Regions from separate parts of the Homo sapiens genome. Here regions 1, 2, 4, 5 and 6 are each linked to region 3. Evidence: chromatin contacts called from ENCODE Hi-C or POLR2A ChIA-PET data. All regions are on one chromosome and are shown on one strand. The core of a region is the stretch at or near the end of the contact, and the rest is flanking DNA. Distances in the headings are between cores, read along the strand shown. Region 1 holds the start of HDAC6 (histone deacetylase 6). Region 2 holds the start of SLC38A5 (solute carrier family 38 member 5). Region 3 holds the start of ZNF81 (zinc finger protein 81). Region 4 holds the start of RBM3 (RNA binding motif protein 3). Region 5 holds the start of USP11 (ubiquitin specific peptidase 11). Region 6 holds the start of WDR13 (WD repeat domain 13).

Region 1 (2,709 bases), core at 135-2,634, 970 kb after region 3:
TCAATCTGTCAGTCTGATGCAGAACCCCCGGACTGCTTATCTCTCCGGTCCCAGCTTATAGCCCGGTAGGAAATGGTGGAGAATGAGACAGGGAGATTAGGAGGACAAACCGGCCTCCTGCAGAGCTGACATTTAGACATGGAGTGGGAGTTGCGGGGGAGAGGGGGTGCCTAGGGACAGCTCCCCAGACGCACACACACTTTCTATTACTGCTTGGGAGCAGTGGTTACCCGTTGGAGGGGGCAGATAGGGAGAGCTGCTGCCCATGAGAACTCCCATCCTCAAGGCCATTCTGGCCCTGGGCACTATTATTATCACAACTTTCCAGATGAGGAAACGGAGCACAGAACTGTTCAGCAACTTGCCCAAAGTCACATGGTTAAGTCCCGTAACCTCAGTTTCCTTATCTGCAAAGCAGCCTTAATAATGGGAACTACCTCATAGAATTGTGGTTTACAACGATGCCTGTCACATAATACTTGCTATCATTACCATTCCCTGCCCCCACTAAGACTCCTTCCACTCAGAATATTGCGGCAGAATATTAATAGCTAATATTCGGCCAGTGTTTCCTGTGTACCACCATAGTGAATATTAACTCGGAAAATCCTCACATTTAGCATCGTCACCACGCCTATTTTGGCCGCCACCACCAACGTCCAGTGGCAACCTCGCTCTCGGCCCAGCCACAACCAGCCCGCCCGCGCTACGTCATCACGGCGCGTCGCGCGGGAAGTCGCGGGGAAAAGGTAAGATGCCCCTTCCTAATTCCCTCGCTTCCTTGCTTGCTCTCCAGACACCGCCGACCCGAAGGGCTCCTAAGTGACTGGACAGGGACGGAGGGGCGGCGGCTATGGCATCCGGGACGACAGCGACGATAGCCGAGGCAAGAAAAAGCTTGCACCGCAGCCCTGTCGGGAACCGCCGGCGCCTGCCTTTTACGTAGGCGCAGCACAGCTGGCGTAGCACGCCGACGCACCGCCCCGTCGCCTGTGAGCTCGCGGTGTGGCTCAGCCCAGCTGGCGTAGCACGCCGACGCACCGCCCCGCCGCTTGTGAGCTCGCGAGAGGTGTGGCTCGCGCGAGGGGCGCGGCCTTGAGGCACGGTCCCCTCTGGAGGCGGGATCTGGGCGGGCAGTCGAGAGACGAGGCCCAATGGAAAAGAAAAGCCTGAGCGCTCGCGTCCCCACAGGTCGCCAGAAACTTGGTGGAGCGAGCCAAGGGCGGAGTTTGAGAAAGGGGCTGCGTCCAATGAGTGGAGCGGTGAGTACAGCGCGTCGACGGCGGAGGCGGGAAGGGGGCGGAGGCCGACCGAAGGCGGCTAGGGACTGGCTGAAGAGGGTTAGCGAAACGTTAGCGGTCGGGTCTGGGCAGGGGGTGGAGCTGGTTGAAGGAACGGGGCAGTCCCCTGAGGAGCGGGGCTGGTTGAAACGCTAGGGGCGGGATCTGGCGGAGTGGAAGGTACCGGTCCGGCCCGATAAGGGGTGGAGTTAAGTGAATCGTTAAGGGTGGAGTCGAAACCGGGGTCGGGGCCGGGGCCGGCTGAGTGAAAGGGTGGGTGATTATCCCGGGAGATAGGCCGAAAGGGCAGGTTCGTGAAGGAATGGGGTCTGGGCTGGGCTTAGAGGGTCTGGGAATGGGGCTTAGGAGAGTAGAAGGGGCGGTGATTGGTTGGAAAGGGCAGGCCCTAAGACGGACTGTGTGAGCCCGGGGGCTCATTGCTCCGTGAAAGGGCAAGACCAGGGAAAGAGAATCGTGTAAAAGGGGTGGAGTCTAGCGGGCCGGGCGGGGCCGGGTAGAATGGCCACCTGAGTGGAGGGAGAAGGCCTGAGAGAGGCGGAGTTTGGAAGGCTGTGGAGAATCAGATCGCGTAAGGAATGGAATCTAATAGAGGGGGCGGAGCCTGGAAAAGGGCAGAGAGGTGGGGTCCTCAGGGCACACTAGCCCCCTCACATACCCACGCTCCTCCCCCCACCCCCAGAACCGCGGCAGGGGCCAAGCCTCCTCAACTATGACCTCAACCGGCCAGGATTCCACCACAACCAGGCAGCGAAGAAGTAGGCAGAACCCCCAGTCGCCCCCTCAGGACTCCAGTGTCACTTCGGTGAGGCCCTAGACCCGCCCTGATGAGGGGGAGAGGGAGCAAGTTGGTCATGCCCTGGACTCTGACCCTTCTCTCTGATTCACAGAAGCGAAATATTAAAAAGGGAGCCGTTCCCCGCTCTATCCCCAATCTAGCGGAGGTAAAGAAGAAAGGCAAAATGAAGAAGCTCGGCCAAGCAATGGAAGAAGACCTAATCGTGGGACTGCAAGGGATGGTGAGCAGGGCCTGGCTGCAGTTTAGCCTCGTATGACAATCAAAACCCAAAGGTTCCCCACCCTGGACAGTTCCCTCTGACTCAGGGCCTAAAATGGATCTGTGTCTCCTTTTTTTTTTCCTCTGCAGGATCTGAACCTTGAGGCTGAAGCACTGGCTGGCACTGGCTTGGTGTTGGATGAGCAGTTAAATGAATTCCATTGCCTCTGGGATGACAGGTGAGGCTGGGTCCTCCAGGCTGTCTCCAAACCACAAAAATACACACACTTAGAGCCCATTAGCAAGAATAAATCTTTTCTTACCCCAGCCTGGATACTGGAAGCAGATGATTTGGGGAGGTAGGGCTCACACTTGAAAGGGTTCTTTTATGTAGCTAACAAACATTTATTGAGT
Region 2 (2,762 bases), core at 1-2,500, 630 kb after region 3:
CTCAGAAACCCCCATTCAAGGTCCCCATTAGAGCTCAAACTGGCTCAGGAAATCCTTTTCCCAAGTCCTGAATCCCGTTCCTGGGACAGGGAGGGTCTCAAGGAGTCCCATCCCCCACCACCAGCACCCTCCGGAGCCTCCCACCCACACCTGAATTCACTTCCTGGGATCAGGGTACAAAAAGGACCTCCCCATACACGCCATTCCATTCCCCACTAGTGCTAAAATGTCTCCAAGGAACCCCGAGCCCCCTCCCAGGACCCCTACTCATATCTCAGGCCCCCAGGAACACCATCCCCGCAGCCCACGCTCCCTCCTCACCTACCTGCTCCTCTCAGCTCCTGAAGTGGCCGCAACTCAGACTCAGGTTCGGGCACCCTCTCGGCTGCCTAGGCTCCTGCTCTGGAGCGGTACTTTTTTTTTTTTCCTGAGAAGAAATGTTAATTTTAATTTCGTTTCCCTCCTTCTGGCCCTGGGCGGGGGAAGAGGTGGAGAAGGGGCGCCCCCTATCTGGACCCACTTGGAGGGAGACAGCGGTTTGTTTGTGTGTTGATGGTGGGGGAAATGGCCTGAAAGATTGAGGGTGTAGACCCACAGCTAGAGAGAGTGACAGGCAGACAGAGGGGATGGACTCACAGAGCAGACGGACAGCAGGATGGGATGGATGGCAGAAAAAGGTGCAGAGAGGAGACAGAGAGAGAGTAGGAGAACTGAAGTTACAAAGAAAGCAGGCATGAGAAACAGCACAGGAACAGACAGACCACAGAAGGGACAGAAAGACAGATGGGCGGGAGGAGGGGATGCTAGGGGAGCTTGGAAGACAGGCAGAGACAGGGAGAAAGGGACACACAGGCAGACTCAGAAACAAACAGGTGGGTAGGGATAGGCTCGTGGAAACACCTGCAGAAAGGCAACAGGCAATTGGGCTCAGTCATAGACAGGAGACACAGGCTGGCCAAGAGGTGGGGGACAGAGCCAGACAGCTCCCCAAACAGAGGGTAGGACCAGACACACCAGCTCAGAGAGATGAAGGGGCAGAGAGAGTGGTTGAGGCAGAGAGACTCCTGGAGGGACAGGAGAAAAGAGGCAGAGAGAGGCAGATTCAGGCAGAGAGGCCTGGGGACAGCAGGGGAACAGGTGCAGGGGTAGTAGCCAGGCTATTCCAGGCAGACCTCAGGCAGACAGCCTAGGCACGAGAGGACCCTAGATCTTGGGGGCCCCCAGAGGGAGGCAGGGAGGGCATTTGTGGCTGGGTGGGGAATGTGGACTGTGAACTCACACTGTCCGCAAACTGGGCGGGCACTGTAGTCCTGGACCCCACCCCAAGCGTGGGGTGGGGCTTGTCCAAGCCCTGAGAAGTCCCACTATCTGTCTGTCCGTCTGTCTTCTATGGGAGTCCGTCTGTTCACTCCCCTCCAGGCATATGACAGGCATGCCTGTCCCAGGCAAGCCACGTGTCCGCTACAGGATGTCAGGCAGGGTGGACTTGGGGTCTGGGACCACCTCGACTGGGCTGCTTGAAGCCCAGGTGGACAAGAGGCCTCTGTCTGGGCCCCTCGCCCGCCTGCCCACCCCCGACAGGGAACACAGAATTCCCGGAAAGGCCAGGAGCTGGCTGGGGCTTCAAAGCTGGCCTAGATGCCCTCACCCCACCCACAGTTGGAGGAGGACAAGGGATGGGGCGTTTACTTCCCCACAGCGGGAGAGAGACTCCTGCACACTCAGGAATCGCAGCTACACAACAGGACCCATCACAGCCCCATCAAGGGGCTCAGATACGGGGGCCAACTCGCCATCACTCACAGAGGTGCACAAAGACTCACAGCCACACAAGAGAATAAAGACTGACAGACATGAACACACACAGACTCACCACTGCACGTTAAGAGCAATGGCTCATGGGACAGTCACACACGTGGCCACACAGAGTGACGATAGTCTTACAGCTATCAATACCGACAGGCTCAGAGCCGCTCACAGAGAGCACAGACTAACACAGGGATAGGCTTGTGCCGATTTCCAGACACTCGAGACTCCTGAACCTCACCGCCCGTGGACCCACAGCCATGCCAAAGACAATCAACAGGCAAATCACACACACAGATTCACAGCCACACACAGAGCACACAATTACACACAGCTGATGACATTGTGTGTGGGTCCTGGGTCTTTCCCACACACACGATCCAGGTTCAGATGGCCCTGGATCTGAACCTGAATCCAGGTTCAGATGACCCTGGAGGCAAACTTCCAGGTTCAAGCCCTAAAATGATATCTCTGTGTATGTGAACTTGAATGTGCACTTGTGACCACATGTAACCACATACAGCTCCAGTCACAGAGAGAGGCACTCATAGGCTGACATGATTTTTGTACAAACAGAAAAGCCATAGTCTCCTTCTCTCTCTCTCTCCTCTCTCTCTCTCTCTCACACACACACACACACACAACTGCATTTCAGCAAATGGCTGCACACAGCCGTGTACACACACAGCTAGTCACAAATCAAGTCAGAAAAGAAACATATAGGGAAAGCATATACCTGCACACAAACACAAAGCACAGGAATGCAGAGTACGCTTACTATCGTTGCAAAGAAAAAATCCAGAAACCACACTGAAAGCTACACAAGGAAAAAACAAGAGAACCAGATAGTACTCATACCATGGCACCAGAAGAAACACCCCGAGGGCACACATACCTGCAGCCACTCGCTAAGAAGAGACACAAATACAGCAGCAGACACACAAAGAAAGATACGT
Region 3 (2,700 bases), core at 58-2,557:
TTGCTGGATCTGTCAGACTAAAAATTAGTTTGAGGCTAATTGGACTAGGACACCTCTAACCTTCGAGATTGTTAAACCGAGGGCCAGAGGGGATAAGACTGGATTGAGAGCCCCCAGCAAGTCCACACTTCAGCCTACACCAGGTCCTCTCAAAATATTTTTTTCACCTGAGGATTCAGAAAGGCTTTCAGGAGGGCACACAGGCTTCTAGCTCTGTCAGGATTCTCTGGAGGAGGAGATATTTGAACTTGATTTTGAAGGATGAATAGGCATTCTTAGGTGAAGGACTGCACGACTTCTTCCCCTTCTGCTCCAGTGACATCTCCCAGAGGGCAGGGGCATCTCCAGAATTTACACATTGGAGGTGATATGGAGCAGCAAACTGGTTGAAGGGTAGAAGCAGAGCCTTGTATTAAAGCTACATTTCCAAAGTAAGGGCACCATGACCACATATATTTTACTTCATGAGGAAATAAAAATAATAAAGTTTCCTAAAGATTTTTATTGACATATTGCATTGGACTAAGGACACATTAAAAATTATTAGTATTGGTACTACGTAGTCCCTTTTTAGCTGGGGTAGATGGAGTGGGAGATAAGGTAAATTGCTGCAGCATTCAAACCTCGCATCCAAGCCCCACAGGCACAGCAGGAGGGGAACCCAGCACTCTGAGTTCTCCCTTTTTCCCACCTCATGGCATATCCTAGGAGGGCTTGCATAACCATGATTTCTCCTCCTCCTCCTCCCCTTGTGGTATGTCCTAGGAGAAGCCTGTAACCAGCCTGACATCTCCCCGCTTCTCATCCTGTGGTATCTGCCAGGAGATAGCCGCGGCCGCCCCTGATTCTTTCCAAGAGGCCCTTCAGTTTCTCGGAGCGGTATCACACAGATCCATAGACTACAGGTCCAAAGACCCCCTCCTCCAGTTAGCCCGCCCAGAGAAACGTCCCCACCCGTGCTCCCTGCCACCAGCGGGACAGCTCCACCTGAGTTTAGAGCAGACAGCTCTAAACTCACAGCCTGCTCTGTGAGTTCAGAGGTGTCCTCATCCTCAATACGGATGGACACTCCTCCAACATGGTGTATCCCATGGGGAAGCGCGACGTGGGCGCGGCCATGTTCCCCACCTGACCACGCCGCCGAGGGGTACCGAACGTCCCAAAGCACCCACTTCCGTAACTTCTCCATGTTGACTCCTGGCTAACAGCAGCTTCAAAGGTGGTTTTGCGCACGCGCGGAACCTCCGCTTCCCTCATTCATGTGAAGTCCCAAACCCCGAAAAAGGGCGGTGCTAGGGGTAGTGACCGGAAGCGGCTGCGGTTCTCGCCGGTTCTCAGCCGGGGTTTGATAGTTGTCAGGAGGATTCGACGTTCAGTGCCCAGGGATGTGGAGGTGATGGGGGGCCGGGGAGGGTGAGTGCTGGGCGATTCTGTGTGGCCAGTGATGGAATCGTTTATCTAACTTGAGTTGGATGATTCACTCATCATTTTGCAGGCTTTTCTCTTTTCTAACATCACCGTTAAGGTCTTAAAGTTCATTCTAAGCCCCATTGGGTTTGGAGCATTATGTTTTTTAAGAGTGTTAACTTGTATTCATTTGTCTTTTACCCGGGAGTTATTCAAAAGTGGGGTTTCAGTGTGCAAAAGTTTATCTCTGTAATGGATCTCTAACCTTAGTTTTCTGTGTTAGAAAAATATCTACGTGAAGCTCATTCCTTGAAATATAAGGAGACTTATGGCCTAGTCCGTGGTGAATTTTTAGAAACGTTCTATATATAACTTGAAAATAATATTTAATTATTTAGTCGTCAATTGTGTCATAGAAAATCTATCCTTTTTTGTCTGCTTCTTCTATTACTTCGAGGAGAGAGAAATTCTCCACTGTGATGGTGATTTGTCTGTGTCTCCTTACTGCTGTCTGTGATCCTCTGTGAGTTACTTTTTGTATAAAGTATGAGACTTAGGTCGAGGTGCATTAATTTGCTTATGGATGTCCAGACTGAAGCACCATTTGTTGAAAAGACTATCTTTCCTCCATTGACTTGTCTTTCACCATTGTCAAAAATAAGTTGGCCATACTTGTGTGTGGGCTCTTTCTGGGTTTGCTATTCAGTTCATTGTCTATGTGTCTATCCCTCTGCCAGTACTACCTTGCTGTCTTGAATTGGATAGAGTGATTCCTCTCACTTTATTCTTTTTCAAAATTGTTTTAATGCCTCTGGTTCCCTTGCCTTTCCTATATGCATTTTAGAAAATCTTGTCTCTATCTACAAAGCATCTTGCTTGGATTTTGATAGGAATTGCATTAAACCTGTATACCAACTCGGGAAGAAGTTAAGTCTTAACTGTGCCAAGTCTTCCAATCCATATACATAGTATGTCTCTCTATTTATTTAGATCTTTTAAAATTTCTATAAATGGTGTATTTTAATTTTCATCACCCAAGTTCTGTACATGTCTTATTCAATTTATACCTAAGTATTTAATTGTTTTGGAGTGGTCATAAATGGTGTTATCTTTTAAATTGTTGCTTATATATAGGAATACAATTGAGTTTTGTCTGTTGGTCTTGTATCCTGCAATCTTGCTGAGCTCAATTATTAGGTTTTACACCTTTTTTGGCAGATTCCTTGGATTTTCTGCATGAGCAATCATGTCATATACAAACAGGGATAGTTTTATTTCTTTCTTTCCAATCTT
Region 4 (2,761 bases), core at 37-2,536, 740 kb after region 3:
CCTGAGTAGCTGGGACTACAGGTGCCTACCACCACGCCCGGCTAATTTTTTTTTTTTTTTGTATTGTTAGTAGAGACAGGGTTTCACCATATTGGCCAGGGTAGTCTTGAACTCCTGACCTTGTGATCTGCCCACTTCGGCCTCCCAAAGTGCTGGGATTACAGGCATGAGCCACTGCGCCCGGCAAGGGCTCAGTTACTTTCGAAGAGAGCAAAAATTGCTCTATGGATTGGGATTTACAACCTCTGAAGATCGTAGCATCCTCTTTTGTTTTGTTTTGTTTTCACCCAGGCTGGAGTGCAATGGCGTGGTCTCGGCTCACTGCAACCTCCGCCTCCCGGGTTCAAGCGATTTTCCAGCCTCAGCCTCCCGAGTAGGTGGGACTACAGGCACGTGCCACCACACCCAGCTAATTTTTTTTTTCTTTTTTTTTTTTTTTTTTTTTTTTTGTATTTTTAGTAGAGATGGGGTTTCACCATGTTGGCCATGCAGGTCTCGAACTCCTGAACTCGTGAACCGCCCGCTTTGGCCTCCCAAAGTGCTGGGAATACAGGCGTGAGCCACCGCGCCCGGCCAGCATCCTGTTTTGTAAAAGCCATCTCAGGCAGTCTATTGGTGAGAAAATTAAGGGGCTGGCTTCACGCCAGCAGTCAGACAAGGGTGAGGGCTGAAGTCAGAGATGAGATGGAATGACGCCAGGGAAAAGGGTCCCATGACAGGCGGCTAGATGTTGAGCACAGAGGAGAAAGAGTAGGAGTCAGGGTCAAACCTTAAAACGTTGGGTCTGACATCATGGACTGTGAAGGGTGATGACATCAGTGACGGTGGGGGATAAAATGTCAGGCCTTTAAAGGGTATGAGGTTAAAGAACTAGAAGGTGAAGGAGGTTAACATCAGAGAATGGCAGGGACCTAGAGGAAGACGACTACGATGGTGAGGAAGACATCCGATCCAGCGGGGGAAATGATGGCAAGGACGGGAGGATGATGTCAGGGACAGCAAGTAGTATGAGATTGAGAAGGTTCCTTTGTGGAAGGGATAAAGGCAGCTCAGCCGGTTGTGGGGGGGATGCTGACGTTTAGGGTGCACCAGCTGTTCAAAAGTCGACCCCATTTCCGGAAACACCCCATTTCCGGAAACACCCCATTTCGCGGAGAACACTGCTCCCTTCGCTTTGCTGTCCCTTCCTCTCCCCACCACTCCGCTCCTGCTGGCCTCAGCCAATCAGCACGCACGCCGGGACGCGCAAGGGGAACGTTCCGGGACGTTCTCGCTACGTACTCTTTATCAATCGTCTTCCGGCGCAGCCCCGTCCCTGTTTTTTGTGCTCCTCCGAGCTCGCTGTTCGTCCGGGTTTTTTACGTTTTAATTTCCAGGTAAGTTGCATATGTCCTGCGAAACGGCGGCTCCTCGCCACACACGCGCCGCGCCGGCCGTGACCGGGGAATAGCGAGTGGGGAGAGTAATGGCCACTGACACGTAGGCTTGGCTTTCTCTGGGACGGGCGGGTCCCGTGCTTGGAGGTGAAACATTTCGGTTGGTGGGAGGCCGGCGCGCTGTATCTGAGTGTGAGGCCTACCGGGAGGGACTGGTGGCGTCGGTGGTGGCAGTGACCACGCGACAGCCGACACTTACTTTCCTTATCCCACGTGGCCGCCGCCATCTTGTTCTGCCGGCGTTAAGGGAACGCAGGGATGTTCTGGGCTTGCGCAGTGGCACAAAATGACGGGCGTGGCGGCTATGAATGTGAGAGCATGCGCAATGTGGCCCCCTAATGGTGGCTGCGCTGAGCCAGCTCCTCAGATTACCACCTTATTGGCCGCCTTTCTCAGCTTTTCTGTAGTTACCCATATTTTGTTCCTCTTTCTTGTCTATTTTCTGTGCTTTTTCTCTGCTTTCCGTCTCGCTATTTTCTCACATCTCCATTTTCTTTCTCCTTCCTGCCACCATTCTTCATGTTCTTCCCACAGGACTTGAACTGCCATGTCCTCTGAAGAAGGAAAGCTCTTCGTGGGAGGGCTCAACTTTAACACCGACGAGCAGGCACTGGAAGACCACTTCAGCAGTTTCGGACCTATCTCTGAGGGTGAGACGGGCCATACTCACAATGGGGGTTGGTGAGAGAAAGTCTGGGATCCTTGCATTTCAAGGAGTATTAACTGAAAAGTTAGGACCCACGCCTCCAAATTCTTTTTCTTCCTAAGCCTATGGTGTAGACTAAGGATGAGGGGAAGCGTCTTTGGGATTAGTGGGAGCGCTCCGTTTTCCCTACCTATGCCATCTCCTTTTCCGGCCACCCTTTGCTACTTAACCTTTGGGGTACTGACTGGTCCACATTGCTCCATCTTCTCTCCCTCTCACAGTGGTCGTTGTCAAGGACCGGGAGACTCAGCGGTCCAGGGGTTTTGGTTTCATCACCTTCACCAACCCAGAGCATGCTTCAGTTGCCATGAGAGCCATGAACGGAGAGGTGGGGCCTCCTATCTGCAGAGGGACCTTGTCCCCATCTGCGGCTTCCTTCATTCTTTTTGTTTTTCCCTCTGTGTCTGCTCGGGGCAGCGTGGCCACCAAGCCCCGCAGTGCCCACTCACAGGAGCATGACTGCCTTTTGTTCTAGGGGGTGGAGGGCAGCGGCAGACAGAGCCTGGCCGCCTGGGAGGCGACGACTGGTCCTGCATGAGGCCGAGAAGCCACCTGTGGATGGTTGACCTGCCTTGGGCTTAGGTAGTAGAGTCTGCAGACCTGTGGGCCTGGCCCGGAG
Region 5 (2,700 bases), core at 120-2,619, 600 kb before region 3:
TGCCACTTTCTTTGGGGACCCTTAAGTGAAAGGCCTGCTCCCTTTCCTCACCCAGAGCTTACACAACTGAGTTTGTGACCCCTCATCTATGCCAGGTCTGGGCTGGGGGCTGGAATCACAGTAATAAAGACACAATCCCTGCCCCGCAGAGATTAACTGAAAATAGGTAAATTATGAAATTGTGAGGGGGAAGGGAGGTTCGAAATTAAAGTCATCATCAACGGGGCTGGCAGCCCCAGCAGAGGAAAGAATAGCATAGCCTAGAGCAGTGGTTCTCAACCAGAGACATTTTTCCCCCAAAGGACATTTGGTAATGTCTGGAGATACTTGGTTGTCCTGAGGGGTACTACTTGGTATCTAGTAGGTAGAGGCCAGGGATGCTGCTACATATCCTGCAATGCCCACAACAAAGAAATGACAGTGCTGAGGTTGAGAGACCCTGGCCTAGTCCAAGGGTTCTCAAACTTTGGGTCTCGGGATTCCTTTATGTTCTTAAAAGTTTAAGATATTCAAAAGAGTTTTTGCTTATGTCATATAGCCTCTGGATTCAGAAGCCTCTGGATAATCACACTGTACACCCCTGAGAGAATGAGAGTGAAAAAGTATTGTGAAAATAGTTTTCATTTTGTGAAACCCCAAGAGGATTTTTGGACCGGTAGACAGGCTGGGACCACTGGGACCACACGGTTGGAGAATGTTTGGCCTGGTGTTTAAGGTCACAGCTCTGAAACCAGATTTCTCAAGTCTAAACTGCAGCTCCACCACTAATTAGCTGAGGGACGTTTCTGGTACTCAGCGTCCCCATTGTTACCCATGGGTGACAAGGACAGTACCTGCTGCCTGAGGCTACTATTTTAGTCCAATAAAGCACTTAAACTGGGCGGACAGCTAGTTTAGTTATGATTGCTATGACTCCAACAAACATAGGGCCTGGGGCTAACTTGTCTTCAACACCTTGTCTAGTGAATAAATCTAGTTCAGGAAGAGAAACAACAGCCCGCAGGCCTCGGTGGGTCTCTGGAGGTGGAAACCTCTTTTGCATTGGGTTTTGATGGTACAATGAAGGGCATTCTGATCAGGCTAACAAAAACACTGCTCCCAGGGTAGGAGTCCTAGCCCACCTCGGGAACCTCAGCCTCCACTTTCCATGCCACCTGTGCCCTAAGTCTACAGGGCGTTAGGACCCCACAAGGCACTTTTGTCTTTCTTGGTTCCCACTGAAGATTTTACCCCACCTAGCCCTTCGACGCGTCTGTGCACGGGGCCATTTCCAATATGGCAGTAGCCCCGCGACTGTTTGGGGGGCTCTGCTTCCGTTTCCGGGACCAGAATCCGGAAGTGGCTGTTGAGGGGCGTCTTCCAATCTCGCACAGCTGCGTTGGCTGTAGAAGAGAACGGACGGCGATGGCGACGGTCGCAGCAAATCCAGCTGCTGCTGCGGCGGCTGTGGCGGCGGCAGCGGCGGTGACTGAGGATAGAGAGCCACAGCACGAGGAGCTGCCAGGCCTGGACAGCCAGTGGCGCCAGATAGAAAACGGCGAGAGTGGGCGAGAACGTCCACTGCGGGCCGGCGAAAGCTGGTGAGGCTGGGCTGCGGTGGAGCCTCGGCAGAGGGAACGGTGGGGGCATTGACAACCGCTGGGGATTCGGCGGCCGAGGGCCGCGGGAAAGCTGCTGCGGGGTGCGGGGGCGGGGGAGTGGCCGGCGGGACAGCGGGCTAAAGGGGCGGGGAAGTGCCTTTGAATGAATCGCAACGTCTGGAAAAGGGGCGGGGCCTGTGTGGTGCAGTCTGACGCCTGAGAACAAAATGGGGTTTGTTGTGATGAGACCAGTTTCGGTCCTGGAGGTGGGGCCGGGCCTGCGTAGTGAAACTGCGTAGGAACCTGGGAAGAAGGTGGGTTCTGCTACATAAGGCGGGGGCGCGGCCTGCGCTGCGTAATGCAACTTTTGGGGGCGAGGAGCGGTTTCCGATTGCTCCGGGGCGGCTGGGAACGAGGCGAGCTTTGTGACGTCAGCAGAAGAGCGGGATGGAGCCGAACGGTCCGAGGGAGGGAGCGGGGACCTCCGTGGGGGAGGGGGGAGGAGCCTGGAGCCTGGGAACGAGGTTAGGTTGGTGACGTGAGCTGAGGGGCGTGCTCTGAGGCCGAGGGACGACAGTGGAGGGGAGGTGGTGCCTATGAGGCAGAAAATGGCGCCTGCGAATAAGCAAAGTTTATGACGCGCCGTGGTTTTTGATTCTGGCGGAAGCCTTCCCGAGTCGAGAGAACGTGCAGGTGATTAGCACCGGAGGGGCCTTCCATGTTTAATTGGTTTTCTGTGTTGGTACTGTTTTGTTTTTAGAATCAAGAAAAAGTCGTTTTTTTAAAAAATAGAATTTTGATAAATCGGCTTGTTTTACTGATTTCTTGCTAAACAGTCCTTCTTGAAATTTACTGCTTCTGAGTTCATTTTATTTCTCGCCGAGTTGCATCTCGTTTTTTAATTGTGAAATACGTAAGACTTAAAAAGATTATATAAAACATTTACGCAGCCCAGATTGACGGACATCCTGTTAAAATAAACGGCCTACACTCTTCAAAAATGTCAGGATCATGAAAGACAAAGGCTGAAGAACTGTTCCAAATTGAAGGAATTAATGCAATTTAACGAGTCATGATAACTAAATGCAACATGTGATCCTCGATTGGATCCTGGAACAGA
Region 6 (2,700 bases), core at 201-2,700, 760 kb after region 3:
ACTCTTTATCAATCATGTTACAAAAGAGTATTTAATATGAAAAGACACTGATAAGCTTGTTACAGGGACAAGGGAGATGCTGAGTCAACACAATACAGTGTGATCTTTCGGTGACTTTAAAACATTGTTGAATTGATTGTATTTGTTATAAAAATAATGTGGAAAATAACAGCTTTGAATTTTATGTCAGTTGATGTTAAGATCCAACAGGAAGTTTACCCTGATAACGTTAAGATGAACAGTTTGAAAGCAGCTTCCTGCTGGAAGTTGAAATAGAGATGATTCAGATAGCCTCTTTGGATCCAAACCCCAAAGCTTCTTTTGCCTAATTCTATCTTCTGTCTTTAGAAACTCAAGCCTCGACTGGGCTCGGTGGCTCACGCCTGTAATCCCAGCACTTTGGGAGGCCGAGGCGGGCGGATCATGAGGTCAGGAGATTGAGACCATCTTGGTTAACACGGTGAAACCCCCTCTCTACTAAAAACACAAAAATTTAGCCAGGCGTGGTGTCGGACGCCTGTAGTCCCAGCTACTTGGGAGGCTGAGGCAGGAGAATGGCGTGAACCCAGGAGGCGGAGCTTGCAATGAGCCGAGATCGCGCCACTGGACTCCAGCCTGGGCGACAGAGCGAGACTCCCGTCTCAAAAAGAAAAAAAAAAAAAAAAAAGAAAGAAACTCAAGCCTCAAGCTGTCTGGGGGCATCCAAGTCCAACCATCCCAGTCACACACACACAACCGACCTTACTCATCCCAGGGGTGTGCAGAGGCCCACTGCAAGAACTGGTGAACTTTCAAGGCGTCTTTGCATATATGATGATTTTTTATTCTATTATTCAAGTTTTGCTTGGACAAGATTGTGCTGCTAAAAAGTGGCCTACACCACTTTTTTTGTTTTTGTTTTTGAGACAGGGTTTCACTCCCGTCGCCCAGGCTAGAGTGCAGTGGCGCGATCTCAGCTCACTACAACCTCCGCGTCCTGGGCTCAAGCAATCCTCCTGCCACAACCTCCCGAGTAGCTGGGACTACAAGCGCCCGCCACCATACCCGGCTAATTTTTGTATTTTTAGTAGAGACGGGGTTTCACCATGTTGGCCAGGCTGGTCTTGAACTCCTGGCCTCAAGTGATCCACCTGCCTCGGCCTCCCTAAGTGCTGGGATTACAGGCGTGAGCCACCGCGCCCGGCCCTACACCACTTTTTAAAAGTCGTGTTTCTTCTCTTTTTTATAATGTTGTACTTCTGATTTCTAGGGAATGATTAGCAAACTCACCCCTGACGCTATGTCCCTTGGACATTATCCTTGTATACACAAAAAGTGCAATTAACGAGTGGGTAGAAGTCAAGGGGTGGAGCCTCCGTCCTTGGGCTTGAAGCCAATGTCCCTCAATGCGCCTGCGAGACTCCCACGCCCTGGGAAGGATGCCTATCGATTCGCTCTGGGCTCGGCAGTTCTTTCTGATAGCAGGCAGCCATCTTGCCTGGAGCCTGAGAAAGGGAGGAGAGACAGAAGGAACCGGCGACAGTGGTCTCAGGGCCGCTCCGGGGGGCCTCAAGAACCGGAGGCAGCCCCGGAGGTGGTCCCCGATCCCGGGCTATGCTCTTGGATCTGAGAAGGGAAGGCGGAGGGCGGCGGGGACAAGATGGGTGGAGAATGTCAAGCAAGGAATGCTAGGCGGGGGAGGGGCGTTGCTATGGCGACTGGGGAGGGGCGGTGTCTGTTCTGAATCGCTGTGTGTCACCCGGGCGCTGCCCAGGAAGGGCAGGGCTGGGGTGATGACCATGGTAACACCCGGGGGGGAGTTCGTGACATCTCCGGCGCGGAGGGACTCGATGTCTATGGCAATGGTCGCCTGGTGGAAGGGACGGAACTAGATCCCTTCGCTCGGGACGCTCACATTCCAGGCCCTTGTCCTGCAGGCTGCCGCGGGCGGACACGCCAGAGGAGGAGGCCGGGGAATGGCCGCGGTGTGGCAGCAAGTCTTAGCAGTGGACGCGAGGTGAGGCGTGGGGTCAAAGCCCATGGGAGCAGAACTTACTGTGGTGCATGCGCAATGGCGATAAGTGAGGCTGGGCGGAGAACTTGCCTTATGCGGCTGCGTGGGCATGCCGGAGGTGAGCATGCGCAGTAGCGGGGGCGGGCACGCCCGCGGTGAGTTGGCTGCGCCGGAGAGGATTCTAAACAGCAAGCTGGGAAAATGTGGTCAGATGTGGGCATGCGCAAAGCGGCTACCTGTGAGAGGGAGGTGGGGCTCAGGCAGGTGACATCCTATCCCCTATGGGTGTCCCCTAGACTTTTTTTTTTTTACATCATCACTTCCCCATTCTGACCCCATCACCTCCCAACGCTGACCCCCATAATGTCAGTCTGATTTCTGTCGCCCTGGTATACTGACCCTAATTATTGTCTGCGCTGACCCAGTCACCCCGTAGGGACCCCAGCACGGCAGCAGACTGACTCTGTTGTCTGCAAACTGACCTCATGACCATGCTCATTATTACTGCAGACTCACTCCCACCACAGGACCAAGAGGTCCCTCATCACCACTGCTAGTCATTCTTACCACCTAGGCCCCAGTCACTGCCACACACCTCACTCTCCTGCCGTACCCCCCCCCCCGAGCTGATTGATTCCCTCTGTCCTGTGCCTGCTGCCTGCCCTGCATCCTGACCCTGCAGGTACAACGCGTACCGCACACCAACG

Evidence for each region. A loop is a pair of places that touch in the nucleus more often than their neighbours do. ChIA-PET counts read pairs that join two places held with the same protein, here RNA polymerase II (POLR2A). Pooled maps may share reads with other maps.
Region 1: a map of naive thymus-derived CD4-positive, alpha-beta T cell shows a loop between it and region 3 (10-fold over the local background). The contact joins the promoter of HDAC6 here to the promoter of ZNF81 in region 3. A Hi-C loop is called at or near these places in 1 of 168 maps with a recorded cell type or tissue (naive thymus-derived CD4-positive, alpha-beta T cell), 3 of 37 single-sample maps with no recorded cell type and 8 of 50 pooled maps.
Region 2: a loop to region 3 is called in a map of CD8-positive, alpha-beta T cell, with 7 times the contacts of the local background. The contact joins the promoter of SLC38A5 here to the promoter of ZNF81 in region 3. A Hi-C loop is called at or near these places in 7 of 168 maps with a recorded cell type or tissue (B cell, CD8-positive, alpha-beta T cell, cardiac septum and 2 more), 6 of 37 single-sample maps with no recorded cell type and 20 of 50 pooled maps. POLR2A ChIA-PET finds 5 or more read pairs at or near these places in 1 of 52 experiments (activated CD4-positive, alpha-beta T cell).
Region 4: a map of B cell shows a loop between it and region 3 (23-fold over the local background). The contact joins the promoter of RBM3 here to the promoter of ZNF81 in region 3. A Hi-C loop is called at or near these places in 1 of 168 maps with a recorded cell type or tissue (B cell), 2 of 37 single-sample maps with no recorded cell type and 8 of 50 pooled maps. POLR2A ChIA-PET finds 5 or more read pairs at or near these places in 2 of 52 experiments (HEK293 and activated B cell).
Region 5: a map with no recorded cell type shows a loop between it and region 3 (14-fold over the local background). The contact joins the promoter of USP11 here to the promoter of ZNF81 in region 3. A Hi-C loop is called at or near these places in 1 of 37 single-sample maps with no recorded cell type and 12 of 50 pooled maps. POLR2A ChIA-PET finds 5 or more read pairs at or near these places in 1 of 52 experiments (activated CD4-positive, alpha-beta T cell).
Region 6: a loop to region 3 is called in a map of B cell, with 12 times the contacts of the local background. The contact joins the promoter of WDR13 here to the promoter of ZNF81 in region 3. A Hi-C loop is called at or near these places in 1 of 168 maps with a recorded cell type or tissue (B cell) and 6 of 50 pooled maps. POLR2A ChIA-PET finds 5 or more read pairs at or near these places in 1 of 52 experiments (HEK293).

Annotation. Positions count from the first base shown.
Region 1 is chrX:48,800,683-48,803,391 of GRCh38, forward strand. HDAC6 (histone deacetylase 6) reads left to right here and starts at 1,385. Exons shown (of 29, transcript NM_006044.4): 1 at 1,385-1,460; 2 at 1,981-2,103; 3 at 2,189-2,317; 4 at 2,446-2,534. The coding sequence starts at 2,011. RefSeq lists a cis regulatory region at 1-236 and enhancers at 1-575, 697-966, 813-1,326, 1,957-2,036.
Region 2 is chrX:48,469,010-48,471,771 of GRCh38, forward strand. SLC38A5 (solute carrier family 38 member 5) reads right to left here and starts at 1,251. Exons shown (of 17, transcript NM_033518.4): 1 at 1,173-1,251; 2 at 326-427.
Region 3 is chrX:47,835,595-47,838,294 of GRCh38, forward strand. It overlaps ZNF81 (zinc finger protein 81), which reads left to right and starts at 1,308. Exons shown (of 5, transcript NM_007137.5): 1 at 1,308-1,393. RefSeq lists an enhancer at 1,056-1,435.
Region 4 is chrX:48,573,198-48,575,958 of GRCh38, forward strand. It overlaps RBM3 (RNA binding motif protein 3), which reads left to right and starts at 1,287. Exons shown (of 7, transcript NM_006743.5): 1 at 1,287-1,376; 2 at 1,971-2,086; 3 at 2,364-2,470. The coding sequence starts at 1,984. RefSeq lists a cis regulatory region at 420-1,405 and enhancers at 1,162-2,361, 1,345-1,614.
Region 5 is chrX:47,231,640-47,234,339 of GRCh38, forward strand. USP11 (ubiquitin specific peptidase 11) reads left to right here and starts at 1,370. Exons shown (of 21, transcript NM_001371072.1): 1 at 1,370-1,580. The coding sequence starts at 1,405. RefSeq lists a cis regulatory region at 1,025-2,247 and enhancers at 1,250-1,299, 1,725-2,308.
Region 6 is chrX:48,596,042-48,598,741 of GRCh38, forward strand. WDR13 (WD repeat domain 13) reads left to right here and starts at 1,451. Exons shown (of 10, transcript NM_001347217.2): 1 at 1,451-1,573; 2 at 1,917-1,996; 3 at 2,676-2,700. The coding sequence starts at 1,956. RefSeq lists enhancers at 1,757-2,076, 2,097-2,166, 2,187-2,246.